2 separate regions of the Homo sapiens genome follow, and region 1 is linked to region 2. Evidence: read pairs that join two places in POLR2A ChIA-PET (ENCODE). Cell type or tissue: GM12878. All regions are shown on one strand. Each heading gives the region's core, and the rest is flanking DNA. Links, peaks and the distances in the headings are about the cores only.

What was found. ChIA-PET counts read pairs that join two places held together with the same protein. Peaks named below come from ENCODE experiments on the same cell type or tissue, not always from the same donor. Only the 100,000 strongest peaks of a DNase experiment are listed, where the experiment ranks them.
Region 1: POLR2A ChIA-PET joins it to region 2 with 20 read pairs; 15 of 35 experiments call an interaction of 5 or more read pairs at or near these places.

What each region holds. Positions count from the first base shown.
Region 1 is chr1:24,945,291-24,950,656 of GRCh38, forward strand. All of the region lies in intron 1 of RUNX3-AS1 (RUNX3 antisense RNA 1), which reads left to right. It also overlaps a transcript of RUNX3 not described here. Among named protein-coding and RNA genes, the nearest start is that of RUNX3-AS1, 18 kb to the left of the region's middle. RefSeq lists enhancers at 1,740-1,849, 4,396-4,919, 4,920-5,366. In GM12878, for the core only: no CTCF peak of the experiment used is centred there; a DNase peak (open chromatin) is centred at 2,230; H3K4me3 peaks cover 1,082 bases; H3K27ac peaks cover 3,117 bases.
Region 2 is chr1:25,028,987-25,034,352 of GRCh38, forward strand. No RefSeq gene overlaps it. Among named protein-coding and RNA genes, the nearest start is that of MIR4425, 8.2 kb to the left of the region's middle. RefSeq lists enhancers at 1-75, 578-647, 2,936-3,145, 3,686-3,735, 4,736-4,795 and 1 more and a silencer at 2,130-2,179. In GM12878, for the core only: CTCF peaks have their summits at 488 and 3,578; DNase peaks (open chromatin) are centred at 1,955, 2,888 and 3,345; H3K4me3 peaks cover 4,185 bases; H3K27ac peaks cover 5,000 bases.

The DNA.
Region 1 (5,366 bases), core at 278-5,277, 84 kb before region 2:
CCAACACATAAAACCATTCCTGGGTATGTATTAGGATCTCAATAAATGTCTGTTGAATGAGTGAAATAGATAAGCAAATGAATTCACATTAACTTCTAGCTTAAAAACCCTCTTTGGCTCCCAGAATGCCTACAGGGTAAAGTGTAAATCATAGCAAATGATAAAAGCAGACAGTTTCATAGCCGCTTCAATATGCCAGACCCGGGCTGAGTGCTTTACACTTATTAACTCACTCGGTTCTTGCAATAACCCAATGAGGTGGTTAGCCCATTTTCCAGATGAGGAAACTGAGGCCCAGGAGGCTTAGTAACTTGTTCAAAGTCACATAACCATTGAGCAGCAGAGCCAGGCAATTCCAGGCCTTTGAAAACTTGGCTCATGGAATGTTCTAATGTTATCTCCCTACCCATTCCCCTGAACACTGTGGATCCTCTCTCTCTAACAGCCCCCGGTTCCTTTTCAGGGTATGTGCTTCCGCATTCTCTGACTGCTGAACTCCTCCTCATACATCAAAGCCCTGTCCTACTTTTCTCTCTTTGTGAGACCATCTCTAAAACTCCCAGGAGGACTTGGCCCCCTCTCTTTCCCCTCCCCACCATGGCCCCTTGTCTGAATGCGTTGTAAGGACTTGCTATTGTGTCCTTTACGTTCCCTGACTGTGACCTCCCTGAGAACGGAGATGGGCCCCTTTCAGCTCTTTGGCATGGGGCTTCAAACTGAGTCTGGCTTTAGGGGGGTTCCCAGAAGCATTTGAGAATGAATGAATGAATGAATGAATGAGTGAGTGAATGAATGGCTGAGTGAATGAACGAATGCTGTTTGTTTCCACTCTGGGCCTCAGTTTCAGAGTCTATAAAAGGGGAAGAACAATCCTGAACCGCCCCCCATTCCTTAAAACAAAACACATTTTTTTCTGATTATAAAAATAATACACATTCATTAAAGAAAAATTGGAAAATAATAAAATTATGAAGAAGAAAATTAAAACCATCCATAATCCTGCCACCCAGAACAATGGTTCCCACTGGGTGTTCAGCCTTCTGCTCTTCTTACTGTATGTATAGATTTATTATCTTCTTCTCTTCCCCGCCCTCCCTCCCTTCTCTCCTTCCTTTTTTTTTTGAGTGTTGGGAACATACAGTATGGGGTCCTTTAAACCTGCTTTTGAAATCCCCCAACATGTGTGTATGTGTGTTCTCCTGTTTTCTTAAAGCCTCCCTGATGGCAGGGGACAAGTGGCTGCTAGACAAGCCTGGTAGGGGCCAGGGTGTGGAAAGCCCATTCCCCCCCTACTCATGGACCACCATAGTTCCCTTGTGATGGGCTGTTTAGGGGGTTTCCAGATTTCTGTCAGGGAACACCCTGCGTGGATGTCTTAGCTGCATCCCTGGTTCCTTCCTTAGGACAGATTCTGGGACTGGGGTTGCTGAGACCAGTATAGACACTGAGAGGCTCCGGACACCGCCCCACATCCTCCCCACAGCTGCTCTCCAGCCCCACTCCCACTGGCAGCCTGGACTTCTCAGCTTGGCAGAAAGCCGGGGGCAGTATTCCACCTCCTCCAGAGAAAAGCCTTGTCTACACCCAAGGCCTCACTGATTCCATCCAACGCTGAAAATACCCATTTACTCAGCTATTTCTCCACGTTATGGTCTAAGGCCCAGATGCTTAGTTCCAACCAAAATAGCCACAGAGGTCACTGTGGTCTGAGGGTCCTCTGGACCTCAGGCCTGTGTAGACATCATACTTGGTAATAATTAACCCACGGAGCTCACCACGTGCCAGACCCTCTGCGTCTCTGTGTGTCCTCACGGTAACCCTGAAGCTAGGGATGGCTGTCTCCCATCTTACAGGTGAGAACACTGAGGGTGCTCCAGAGAGCTGTGGGCCCTAGGCCTTGTCACCTGGGGGTGCAAAGGCGCTGCCCCAGTAGTCCGGCTGCCTGCTACCTGGCTGCCTGCTACCCAATGGGGCAAAGTCCCAGCACTACCCCGAAACAAGGACAAGCTTTGGCCTAGAAGCTGGGCAGCCAGGTCCTGTGCCTGTTTTTTCTCCATATGTGCCCTGGGCAGCTCACCCTCTCCGTCTGTGAAATGGGAGAGCAGGGAGTCAGAGACAGCCTCCTAGGCCTGTGGCGGCTCTGAGCACAGTGGGTGCAGATACTCAGTGCTGAGTCAAAGAGAGAGAGAACCCTGCCAGATGGGCCAGCTCACCACAAGCAGCCAAGCCCGGTCTTTGAGGGGTTGGAGTGGGCAGGCCTTTGACCAAGGCTGAGCTAGGAGGGACCTGACGGCCCCAGATGGAGGCTGGCCCACCCTGCCCCAGCAGATGGGAGGCTATTTTTTAACCCCACAGGAAGAAGAGGACAGAAATGATTGCAGGGGGTTAACCTAGGCCCCTGGGGACGCTCCCTGTTTGCATCCTCCTTTCCCCACAACCCAGAGAGCTATGTGGGCTTCACCTGGAGTTCCCTGAATCCTTCTGGAGCTCCCCGCAGATCACAGCCGGAGCTGGCAGGGCCTGAGTGGCCCCTGTCTGCCAGGCGAGGGACCCAGAGCCCAGAGAAGTTTGACCAGGACTGGCTTCCTCTGCCCTCTCTGCTGTGTGCTTCCACCAGGTGAGGCTGCCTCCTCCGCTTCTACCTTTCTTCCTGGGGTGACCTGGGGAGGCCCCACCTTCTCCCGGGCCAGTTTCCCCATCTGTCAGACAATGGGACCCTCCAGACATCACTGAGGCTTCTCCCAGCTGGGAAACCTCCTTCTGAGCTGGGGCCCTGACTCTGTCACATCAGTCCTGGATTCCTGGAGGCCTCAGCCCTCCAGAAGCATCCACCCAGTGGACAGGAGCTCGTGGCAGGTGTCTGGGGACCCCCAGGAAGAGGAAGGATTTCCTGGCCAGAGATAAGAAGAGCAGCGTGGGTAGGGGTTAAGCATCCTCCCCCTGCAGCCTCCCTCAGACCACGCCACCAGGTGGCCCTTGGTCCCCCCAAAAGGAGTTCCTGAAAAGTCTGTGTCTGTTGCAGCAGGTGCGGCCTGTGAAGTGTGTGTATGCTTGTGTGAGGGTGGTGTGTGTTCACATGCACATGGTGGGGGTGGGCACACAAGGCGGGAGGCCTAACATGGTGGCAGGGACAGACTTTGGTTGCTGAGCTGGGACAGCCTGTGACAGAGGCCCCAGCACACCCGCAGGTCTTACCAGAAACCCTCAGATGGTGCTGGTCTGACCTGAAGGTGGGCACATGCAGGGAAGGGGTACATGCAGGACAGGGGTGCATGTGGGGGAGGGCCATGTACAGGGCAGGGGTGCATGTGGAGGAGGGGTACATGCAGGATGGGTGCATGTCGGGGAGGGTCATGTGCAGGACGGGGTGCATGTGGGGGGTGCGTGCAAGACAGAGGTGCATGGGAGAGAAGGGTTTGTACATGGCAGGGGTGCATTGGGGGTGCATGCAGGGCAGGTGTGCATGTGGGGGAGGGGCATATCCAGGACAAGGGTACATGTGGGGAGGCCACAGGGCTCAAATGCTGTCAGGGCCTCTGGGAAGCTGGGACCCCAGTGAATGCTTGAGGGGAGCCAACTCTGCCTGACCTCCTCTTATGATTGTCTATTTAAACAATACTGTAAATTAATCACATTAATCGAACCCACCTCCCTGCCTCCTGCTGCTTGCCCCTGTGATACAAATAATATGAGCACAATGAAAAATCTTGGAAAATACAGAAAACACATAAAAAATGTTAAAGCCTGAAGTCTTATAACCACAGTGAACACTGCGAGTGTCTTTGAGGGGATGGGGGTCTGCAGGTCTTCTTGATACAATCACATTCATTCCCACATACTGGAGCATTTCCCACGGGCGGCTGTGGAGCTGAGCACTTCAGGTTTGTCTTAGTGAATTCTCTAACAGCCTGAGAGGGAGGTACTGTTATTCTCCCCATTGTATGGCTGAAGAAACAGCAAAAAGGAGGTTAAATATCCCCCTCAGGGTGTAAGAAGCAGAGCCAAGATTTGAATCCAAGTCTGGCTAAATGGAAAGTGCAAATCGTCCAGCGTCCAGGGCTGCACTCCAGCCATGCCCCGCCCCCCGTGAGCAGACCACTCATTTATTCATTCCTCCAGGAGCATTTACTGAGCACCTCCTGTGACTCAGACCCTGCCCAGCACCCACACCAAGGACTTGGCGGATGTGAACGAGACAGAGAGAGGCCCCAACCTGACTCCCCAAGCGGCCACAAACTGAGTCCCAACCTTGACCACAGCTTGATTTCTAGTCCAAGTTGTCACTGACCCCCACTGGCCTTCATCACTGACTGAACTGTGACCTGGCCTCCTGCACTCTGCAGTGGCCTCTGTGAGCTTTTCATTCCCCGTGATGTGTGTGAAAGCCAAGGCCAGCAGCCCACCTCACCCAGCCTATCATCCACGCGGCCTGGGCCAGGGAGGCCGTCAGGAGCCCACCCACCACCTCTGGCCTGCCACTCTGGGCCAGGCCTCTCTGGAGCGGGGGTTTGGCCTTGGCCCTTGGCACCCTGCTTGGCAGAAGGGTGGGCCTTGGCTCAGAGCATGGGGCCACCCCAGGAGGGGTCAGCATAGCTGAGCTCAGGGTACCTGTGGGCGGGGCTTCCATGTCCCAGGGTCCTCACACTGCAGCCTCCTCTTTTTGCCTGGGCCCTGGAACCCCAGGAGACCCCAGGAGCCGTTGCTCCCTCCTCTCACTTGCAGAAACTCAACAGGGCAGCTCATCTGAGCTCCCCCGATGCCTGCACTGTATTTCTGGGGGTCCTGCATGTCTCTCCAATCCTCAGGCAGGGCCAGTTACCTACTTTATAGGACCCAGTGCAAAAAGAAAATACAGGACCCCTTTTCAAAATGCAGGAACAAAAGTTTTTCCTTTCTTCTGTGGACTCTCAACCCACGGTGGTGTTTTTTATTTGCTGTTCAATGTCACACGTACTTGGACCTGGGGAGACTTGTGCAGAAAGTGCAGACCCTCACAGATGCTCAGGGGCCACCCCAAAACTTGGTGTGCAGATTCCAACCCCTTTCTCCTCCCCATGCCTGCCTCAGTGGAGGGCGGCAGTGCAGGTAGTGGGCTGCTGAGAACCCATCCCTGGAGGCAGCAGGAGGCAGACTGGACCCGGGCCCCAAGTCCCCAGGCATGCTGCACTAGCCCATCAGGCTTCATTTACAACACACTAATTCAGAGCGAAAATGATCCAGCATTTCAATATGGCAACTGCTGAGCGTTAAATTCAAGCACAGGAGGTGGGGGGGCCAGGTAGCCCTGGAACATAGCAGTCTCACAGGTGGCTGGGCGTGGGGTGGATCTCTGTTCTTGGAGTAGAGGGATGTGGAGTACCTCCCTC
Region 2 (5,366 bases), core at 222-5,221:
AAATCACACCCATATTAGGAACCGGCGGGAAGGAAGATGACTGCGCCAGAGCCTGTGTTTTCTGGAAACACCGCAGGGCGGTGAGAGGTTTTCCAGGCCCTGCCTCAAGCCAAGAGGCAAGATTTGAATCACTGAACTGTCATGAGGTGTCTCCCAAGTCCTGGGTCCAGCATTGCTCCCTGAGAGCACCAGGAAGTAAAATGCCCTCAACACAGAGGTCCCCTGAGACCCACAGAGAGCCCACGAAACACTCACCGAGCGCCGACTTGGCGCCAAACCCTTCCCATTCACTTGGCCATTTAATTTTCAAAACCTGTTGTGTGACAAGTGGTGACTCTCACTCCACAGAAAAGGAAGCCACTCCACTCTTGAAAAGGATGCCAAGCGGCACCCCCGCGGCCACACAGCCAGCAGCCCAGATCTACCTTCTCCAAAGCTTGGCTCTGAATTGCGAGGCTGCAAAGCCCCATTCTCCTGGTGCCCATCTTGCCCAGCCCAGCAGCGGGAGCCCTTCTCAGGGAAGAACCTGTTGCGAGGGGAGAGGCGGAGCTGTCGCTGATGGACGGAGCACAGCTCCCCACCCGCAGTGGGTACTCAGGAAATGTCTGTTGACAAACAATCCTGTCTTCATAAAAACAAAACTGGCAATGCAAGTGCATAAAAGAAAAATACTGGAATGAAATGCACCCAAATGTCACTATTCTAATGAAGATGATAAGGAATGTGATTTTCTTGCTCTTTCCTGTGCTTATCTGTATTTTCTATATTTGTTGCAGAGAAGTTAAAAGAAAAGAAAAACCGTAAAAGGAAAGCCAAATGCCTCCTCCAGAGCTGTCTGACAGGGTTTTGGGGAGAGATGGTCTGGGGAGGCTGCAGTCAGCAGTACAGCCCCCGGGGGCTGTCAACAAGCAAGAGAGGTCAGAGACCAGTGGCCCTGGCTGGCCTCCCTGGTTGACCCTCTTAGAATCAGAAGATACCACTTTGAGCATCTTGGGGTGCAGGTGATGAGGGGAAACAGTAACTTTGGGAGCAAGCAGTCAAGGATGAGGATTTGGGGGTCAAGAGACCTGGGAAGCCCAGCTCACCATCTAGCCTAGAGTGTGCCCTGCGGCAAGTCATTGTTCTACTGAGCCTCAGTTTCCCCATCTGCAAAGTGGGTTTCTGGAAGGCTATCATGAGGACTAAATGAGGTCATGCATATGGAACAATCAGCCAGTCCTTAGCATGCAGTAAGTGCTCAAATAAGGGTAGCTCTTGGTCATTCTTCTTCTTCTTCTTTTATTTTTTTTTTTTTCCTGAGACAGAGTCTTGCTCTGTCACCCAGGCTGGAGTGCAATGGAATGATCTCAGCTCACTGCAGCCTCCGCCTCCTGGGTTCAAGTGATTCTCCTGCCTCAGCTTCCTGAGTAGCTGAGATTACAGGTGCATGCCACCACACCTGGCTAACTTTTTTGTATTTTTACTAGAGAGAGGGTTTTGCCATGTTGGCCAGGCTGATCTTGAACTCCTGGCCTCAAGTGATCCACCCGCCTCAGCCTCCCAAAGTGCTGGGATTACAGGCATGAGCCACTGCGTCTGGCTGTTTTTCTTCTCTTCCAGTCCCCATGGTCATTAGGTAAAGCCTGGCCTTGGCACTCAGGCTGGAAGTTGGCTAGAGGGGATTTGGAACTAACCCCCTTGGTGTAAGGTGAAGAGTCTGAAATTTAGGGAGGGGAGGAGGTAAGAACAGAGTCAGACTCCTCCCTCCGCCACACCTTGCTGCTTCCAGCCCTCACTGTTCCAGAGCAGAAAGTGTGGGGTTTAGATGCTCCCGGGGACCTGAGATCCATGTCAGTCCTCCCAGTGTGTGGTTCTAACACCTTCCTCAGTGTGGGCCTCTCCCTGTCCTCCCACCCCACCCAGCCCCACCCTGGCCAGTCTCAGGACCTGTGGAAACCAGGAGGACCAACCAAGTTCTCCTTCTCACTCTCTGTCTGAGTCAACCCCACCACACCATGGAGGTGACTCAGAGGAGACAAAGCCCCAAACCACACCCCATTCACGGTTTGGAGGGGAGCCTCACTCCAGGGCTGGGTTTCCCAGGGTCTGTTCTGCCCTGCCAGACACTCTCAGGCTCCCTAGGAAGAGGAGGATGGAGACTGGAGAGATGGAGGGATGGAAGGATGGAGGCTGGAGAGATGGAGACTGGAGGGATGGAGGATGAAGGGATGGAGGCTGGAGGGATGGAGGGATGGAGGCTGGAGGAATGGAGGCTGGAGAGATGGAAGGATGGAGGCTGGAGGGATGGAGACTAGAGGGATGGAGGCTGAAAAGATGGAGGGATGGGAGGGATGGACGCTGTAAGGATAGGGGCTGGAGGGTGGAGGCTGGAGGGATAGAAGGATGGCGGGATGGGAGGAATGGAGGCTGGAGGGATGAAAGGATGGAGGCTGGAAGGATAGAGGCTGGAGAGATGGAAAGATGGAGGCTGGAGCAATACAAGGATGGAGGCTGGAGGGATGGAGGCTGGAGGGATAAAGGAGGAAAACAAAGAGCGGGAGGGGTCTGGGCACTAGGCTAGGGCCTCAGCTGCTGGGCCTGTACCATGGCAGGGAATCCATGAATCCTGGAGGCATTTTTGGCTGGTTCCAAAGTCAGACAAAGTGTGAACCTCTCTCTGCTACAACCTTGGCCAGAAAGTCTGGTGCAGAGACGATGAGACACTGGGGACCCCCACTTGTTCACATTTGTTCCGTTGCTCACTTGTTCAAAAAACACGCGTGAAGCCCCTGCTTGGAGCCAGGCACTGGGCTGGGTTCAGGGTTTCCAGATGAATCAGGCCTGCTCCCCGGGGGACTCCCAGTCGTTCAGAAGAGAGACAGACATTGAAACAAATAATTAAAGACACGAATGAAAGCCTCTGAGATAAAAATACACAAGATCGGTGAACACAGAGAGAGTCACTGAGACAAGCTTAGGGTTGACCCTAAGCTTGAACCAGAGGGAAAACTCAGACCTCCACCGAGTAGGATGGGCAGTGGGAGGCTGGGGTGCAATGATCCTGAAGGATGCTGAGGGACCCACCACTGCTCCCGTGACCTCCACCTGACGTTCCTCAGGGAAGTGACACCCCCTCCAAAATATGCAACGAGAGAGGCCCTGGGGAGACGCAGGCTTGGGTTTCAGATGTGGGCGATTCTCACACGGGCTGCAGATTCTAGGCCTTGGTCTGCAGCCCGCTCACTCCACGCCGCTGAGACTCAGTTTTCTCATCTGCCAAGTGAGAGTTCTGGATTTGGAGATGATTATTACAGCTAATATTTGCTGAACATTTACTGTGTGCCAGGCATCGCGCCAGACACTTTGCATCGGTACCTCGTTCAGCCTTCACATCCGCCCAGTGAGGTAAGTGCTATTAATAGCAGAAGCCTCTTATCCAATGAGAGCAAAACCAGTGGTTGGTTAATAGAAAAAAAAATTAATGCAGGAAATCATATGATACATAAAGTAGGCATTTTATTGAACGTAACACGTGCGCGTGTACTTTTATGAGATGATCTTCTGATGCAGGGCCAAGGCTGTCTTTGAGACTGAGGCCCCCAGCTGGTGTCCTACCTTGTTTTTCTTGCATAAAACCAACCTGTGCAGCAGCGTTTATGGCTCTCATTAGGAGTCCTTTAAAGCGGAGTGGGACCTTAGAGATGCTTGTGAAGCCATCTGAGCACAGACTCCCTAGACTCCCTCTGGATTTTTAATAATCACCCCCTCCCTCCAGTTTTAGTCTACACCTAATTCAATGAAAGTTTGTGACGGATTTTAACTATTGTCTTCCCCAGTCTTTTATGGCTGTCTTGCCCACACCTCATTTGGCAGCACTTTTTTTTTTTCTTCCGTTGACAACTCGCCTATAACTGGGCCTTTGCAAAGTCCTTTCTTGGTTTTCTGTGACACGACTCTCTTTCCCATTCACATTCTGGTCTCCCTGGTTCGGCCACTACAGCCAGCAGCTGCAGGTCTGGGAAGAAGCCTCACTGAGTCAGAGGAGCCGCCTAGGTGGGAATAGCAGCGGCCGGCCTGCCTGGAACATTCAGGAAGCTGTGGCATCTACTAGCCTCTCTTTCAAAGGACAGGGAGAGTGTTTGTTAATCCAGAGTGGGTTGAAGGGAGGTCTTGTAAGGCACTTTCTATGGTTTGATTCCCATTCTACAGGTGAGGAAACTGAGGTACATGAAGTCACTTCCCCAAGGCCACCCTAGGCTCGTCTAGCTGGGATCTGAACCCAGGCCTGCCTGGCTCCACGTTCTTCATCCTCACACCCTGCTACCTCCTTGTTGCACCAGAGGGGGTCCCTGTGCAACCCAGGTCTGGCTTTCCTGCTGGAAGGACTTAAAGGATCTCTCTTGCATGTGGAATTTGAGGTGCATTTAAACATTGTCCACACTAAGCCTGGTACGGAAGATGGCCACCGATCTTGGGGCAAGGTCTTCTCCCTTGGTCCTGTGTCTCCACGCCCAGGCCTGGTATGCAGCAGGTGCTCATGAGTGTCAGGAGCTGGACAGGAACAGTCAGGATGCCTTTTGTGTTTCTGCCAGTGTCGCGAGCACCTGCTCTGGGGCATGCACCAGGCTGGGTTCCAGGATCTAACAGGAAGGAGAAGCTGGTCCCATCACTGGCCTCAGAGGTCAGTGTCTAGCAGGGTCATTCCATGTCCCCTCGTCCAAGCCTCCTCTGGTCAGACTTCCTCTGAGGGGACAGGGGGTTGTTAAATATGCAAAGGATGTGGATTTTGGAGTCAGACACATCTGAGCTCCAATTACAGCTCTGCCACTTATTGGCTGTGCGTGTAACCTCAGACCGATGGCCACCTCTCAGCCTCGGTACAAACGACAATGCCTCATTCTAGGCCCTTGGTGGGCAGACCCCCAGCAGGGCTAGGAGTCCCTTGAGCCCCAGGGAGGAGGAAGCCCGTAGGCAGGAGGGGTTCGGCTGTGGACAGGGGACCTGGCAGTCAGCTCCCAGAAGCTTCCGACCGTTGGTGGCTGTGGAGAGCGAAGCGGTATGCAGGGGAAATGAAAAGAGGCCAGACGTCGTCCAGGCCGCAGCACGCAAGGGCACCTCACTCCGCTCCTTCGTTCCCTCCCAGGCTCAGAAAGGGGAAGGCAGCCCAGACCAGGAAGTGGCCAGCTTCTGATGGCCACCGCATGGGGACCGCACCAGCCCCAGCAGGAAGTGGCTGGCCCCTTCCCACCCCCTGCCGAGCCAGGCCCTCCTGCACTCACACTTGGGAACCAGCCAGCCTGAAAGTCCCTGTTCTCAGGTTCTGGGACCAGCACTGCATTCTTAGAAGCCTGGGTCCGGCCGGGGCCCCTGATGTTGTGGCTGGGGGT